Regions from separate parts of the Mus musculus genome. Here region 2 is linked to region 1. The links are chromatin loops, found by intact Hi-C in ENCODE. Cell type or tissue: left cerebral cortex. All regions are shown on one strand.

Region 1 (2,500 bases):
TAGAAGCAGCCACCACCTTGACTAGAATTGCTGTCTCAGAAGAGGAGAAGAAATGCAAAGTATTTACATATTGGGAGTCTGGTTGAGGCTAATAAGTAGGTGGGGTCTAGTAGAAAAGAATTTGAAACCAATTTTTAAATAGTAAACAGCTATTTGATGTTGCCTTAATTGGCATAATCTGTGCCAGGCATGGTGGCATAAGCCTATAATTCAAGAACTTGGTGGTAGTAGCAATAGGATCATGACTTCAAGCCCAGCCCGGGACTTAACTGTTGAAGAAAATGTGGTGGAATATAATATTTATGTAACTTGACTTTTGGAAACTTTCTGAAATGAATAATAAAATTACTGACAACTTCTAACTTCCTGGGCAATAATTTTCAGAAATTAAGAGTTTGGAAGGACCAAGTGACACTAGTGAAGCAAGTTAAGGACTCTGTTAATGTAACTGTGAGCTGTGTGGTGGACCCGCTGTCAGCTGCAGCACAGACCCTATTGGGTACTCTTCAGGTGGAACTGGAAACGCACGGTACAGCAGGAGCCTCAGGAAAGGCTGTGTCTCTGGTGGAATGTCACTCAAAGGCACTGCTCTCCTCACCTCATTTTGCGGGCTATCTTGAGGTCACAGTCAATCCCCTGCCCCTCCTTTTACTTAATGTAGCACATCTTTATATGCATGACATTTCCCCTAGTAGGCTACATCTAAAAATGAATTCATTTGTCTATATTTAAGTAGTTAATCAAGAAGATGTATTTCTTCTAAGCAAGAGCTCATGACTTGAGATGAAATAGAAAGGCTGGACAGGTAAGTGTACCGATGTCATGGAAGTGAGAAATTCCTGAAGATAACCTTTAAGGCAGCTTCCAGTGCCTTCTCCCAAACCTTGCCACAACTCCTGAGGACCACCTGGAAATAAAAAGGTCCTTCAGAAAATCTCCTGTTTGTTTTATGAGATTGTTTCTGTCTTTAGTATCCTTTTCTTTTTTTAAAAAACAATATTTTATTAAATACATTCAAGTAAAATCGGCATTTAATGAAGCTTTAAATAGATATATTTATAAAATGTCAGCAGGTGTGGCATCTACACCTTACACCTTTAATCCCTACACTTAAAGGCAAGCAGGTCTCCATGAGTCCCAGCTTGTCCTACATAGGGAATTCTCAGAAGCAACTTGGGATACATAATGAGACCCCATCCAAAAACAAAAAAACAAAAACAAAAACAAAAAGAAAACTGTCTCTTTCCTGTCATTGCCTTATAAATCACACCCCCTTGTGGTAATAAAGGTTTATGACTTAACCCTTCATAGTTATCTGCCAGATAGTTTCTACAAACATTGTGTAGAAATTTCATTAAAAGCTAAGTAAAATAAAGAGGGTGGAAAACATGAAATTTTAAAAGTGCTTGCAGCAAGGAAAAGCAAAAAGGAATAAAATCAGCAAAATTCAAACTGATGTAAGTTAAACAAGTGGCCCTTTGCTTATGATCAGACGATGTTCTGAGACATGCATCATTTGGTGAGTGCTCTCACTGTGTGTGTTACTCATACAACCCTAGCTGCTGCAACAAACTGCAAACCAGGCTGATCTGGAATGTTCATGGCATAGCCTCTTGCTTCTGGAATGATGATGAGAGAACAATATAAACTTCAGTCAGGAACAGAAAAAACCTATGCATGCATTCAATAAACAAAGGAAGAATAGCTGTACGGAGCTGTTGAGTGTATAATACATCAATTTCCCAGGGAAAATGTTAGCAAGTAGGAGAACACTCTAGAACAATTAAAAAAAAGGACAGCAGGGCACACAGTAACTTAGCAAGGATATGCTGGGAGCACATAATGGTTTGCAATGTACTTGTGTACACTGCTAGTGCAGGAGGTTTTATTTTTACACCTGTTGTCACCTGTGAAGAATGCATTGTGCTGTATCCTTTCAGAGCAACTGTAATCTTATGAGAGCACTGTCATATATATGGCCTGCCATTGGTCAATACATCTTCGTGCATTTTGTGAGTGTAAGTTAACTTACATTTGAATTGTTTATAAGATGCTCTTATCACTGAACTCCTCACACTGAAGTACTACAGGCTTTCTACTTTACTGCCCTTGATAAAACAGATCTAATAATTTCTTTTTTTTTATTACGTATTTTCCTCAATTACATTTCCAATGCTATCCCAAAAGTCCCCCACACCCCTCCCACTCCCCTACCCACCCATTCCCATTTTTTGGCCCTGGCGTTCCTCTGTACTGGAGCATATAAAGTTTGCCTGACCAATGGGCCTCTCTTTCCATTGATGGCCGACTAGGTCATCTTTTGATACATATGCAGCTAGAGTCAAGAGCTCCGGGGTACTGGTTAGTTCATGATGTTGCTCCTCTGATAGGGTTGCAGATCTCTTTAGTTCCTTGGATACTTTCTCTAGCTCCTCCATTGGGGGCCCTGTGATCCATCCAATAGTTGACTGTGAGCATCCACTTCTGTGTTTGCTAGGCC
Region 2 (2,500 bases), 490 kb before region 1:
GCAGGCAACAGAAATGAAGTAACTATACAATAATGTTTTATTATCATTAACATTTATCAGAGCTGGTTTGACAGGGTACGTTATTCTAGAAAATGGGTATAATTGAGATAAGAATCTTTCTTTAAACTTTTATACCTAATATATTAACTGTAACCATGTCTCTAGCCAAGTTAATCAAGCAGATATATAAACTATTTAAGACATTTGAGTGGGAGAGCCAGAGTCTCTCTTTCTAGGCTCAGTCTGCCAAAAACCATTGGAGGCGTCTCTATTTCTAATATTAGATACTACAATTGGACCTCCGCCTCCTGCCTCCAGATAACTATTCAGTAGGGCTGACTCTCAGCTTATGTGAAGATATAGGAGAACAGAATTTGTGACATCCTGGAAGCTTGCCAGATTTCAGTGGGTGGGAGGACCAAGGCTAAAGGCCAAATGACAGATCCCCTAGGAGGATGCACAAAACAGACCCTCAGGCCTCTGTTGACTAAAGTGATAGTTTTTTTGATCATGGGGGTAGTTAGGAAATAATCTAGTTCAGTTTCTCTCCAAGAAAAATAATTCCAAGTTGAGGCTGGTACACTGTGAGGGGGAAAAAAATCTAAAATAAAAAGCTTAGCTGTAGTTCATTAACTTTAATTGGTTTTTGTTGCTTCTCCTCAGGTTTCCTGGATCTTTCCGCCATCTCCTCCCCCAACTCTCGGCTTTCCCTTCTTCTACCTCTCGCCTCCTCCCCCTCCAATCTGGCTTTCCCTCCTTCCTGGCAGCATTTTTAGCTTTAATTTGATAGTAAAAACTGAATCCAAAGTTACAGAATTCTTCAAATTCAACTTCTTTGGAGAAAAAGAAGTTTCAGGAAAAAAAGAATTAGCTATCTCAGCTGAGATCCTGGACATCAAAGGCCTATGTCTCCACACGTGACAGGTGTCCTGGGAGGGTTAAAGAAAATCAGTCACTCCTTAAAAGTCATTTGTACACTTAGTACCGGCATATCTCTGCCCTAGGAATAAACAGAGACACAAAACAGGTCTTCATTGTCATGAATTTTAGACTACTGGAAAACATGTAAAAACAAACAAACAAGACAATGTGTTTTTTTAAATGTCAATGCTATTAAAAAGCAAAGGGCTATGAAAATAAAGATAGTGTGATGCTTAGAGTATAGGTGAAGAGCATCTCTGAGGTCCTGCGCTCCAGAAGAATGCAGGGATATAAACATTTCAGCATTTCTTCAGGAAGGATATTTAGACAAAGGACAGCATGAACTGCATAAAGAAGGCCAAAACATGCATAGTATGATAAATAAGAGAGGCATGCAAGAACACAAGGCCAACAAAAATGAAAGAAAACAATTGCTTGAATACATTCTGTTCCCATCCTCTCCCAGGGCAGAGTTATATGCCTGCATGAGTACTGCACAAGAGTCACCAAGTCTGCCAGGCATTGAACAATTGCTGTATTGAAATTTTATGAGCAATTAAATCTGAAATGTAATGTTTTATTTTGTAAATCCTTGCTTCAAAGTACCTAACCCCTGCCCCATCATTTCAGAATTATTTTACAATCTCAAAGTACTAAATTTAGGTATAAGGTATAAAGGAAGATAGAAAACCTATCTCAGTCAAAACAGTTGAATCCTATGTACCAGTAATTATCCCACCCAAATTAAATTTAGTTATATGAATGTTCAATTCCTTCACCTCTTATTTCTACTGTATTTTATATGGCTTGGCTTAGGTTGATACATGGTCCATCTTAAACACACACACATCTATTTCAGTACAGACACACAAACGCATGAATATATGTACTAAAATAGAAGTGTGTGTATCTGTTGTGTATCTCATATTTTAAAACCGTGGAAAATATAGCCAAATGAATTTAATCATCTGCATTGTACTTTTATATTTAAAATGCTGCTTCAGAGAATGTAAAGCTATTTTAGATCCACTTCTAACTCATCAGATAGAAAGATTTAGTCTCAACCAAAGCAGAAAACAGAAAAGAATATTTATGCGTGTTTTATTTCACTGGAATATTTCCATTTTAATTAGAAAGTATACACAAATGCTAATTTCATCACTAATATGTTCCAGTCTGACCTATTCAAGCAAGTGTACCTGAAACTTACATTTAATTCTATGATTTCTAGTGTGAGAGGAAATCTAAATTGGAAAGGGAAAGAAGATTGGAGGACAACAAAATATTGCAATAATGTCTGGGTAAAATATAAATTCCTGAAAGTAAGAGAATTTAATGACATTTCTGCTATATGAGAATCAGAAAGCTGTTTTACCTTCTGGACAATAAGATGAATTGGATTCATGGTTTTAAAGACAATGTATATGTTTTAATTCAGCTATTAAACTGTTAAATAGATGAAAAGATTTTCAATAAACAGTTGAACAGTAAATCTATGCCCTTAATTCTCCTTCAGTGGTGTTGTACTGATCAGAATGGTGTTTATTTTTTCATAAAGATTAAAATTTATATTAATAAG

Evidence for each region. A loop is a pair of places that touch in the nucleus more often than their neighbours do. Peaks named below come from ENCODE experiments on the same cell type or tissue, not always from the same donor. Only the 100,000 strongest peaks of a DNase experiment are listed, where the experiment ranks them.
Region 2: it touches region 1 in a loop (2.8-fold over the local background); 2 of 42 quality-filtered maps call a loop at or near these places.

What each region holds. Positions count from the first base shown.
Region 1 is chr13:81,821,724-81,824,223 of GRCm38, reverse strand. No RefSeq gene overlaps it. Among named protein-coding and RNA genes, the nearest start is that of Gm32836, 4.2 kb to the left of the region's middle. In left cerebral cortex, a CTCF peak has its summit at 1,288 (motif pointing left); no DNase peak of the experiment used is centred here; H3K27ac peaks cover 700 bases.
Region 2 is chr13:82,315,216-82,317,715 of GRCm38, reverse strand. No RefSeq gene overlaps it. Among named protein-coding and RNA genes, the nearest start is that of Gm24295, 270 kb to the right of the region's middle. In left cerebral cortex, no CTCF peak of the experiment used is centred here; DNase peaks (open chromatin) are centred at 355, 720 and 1,379; H3K27ac peaks cover 1,737 bases.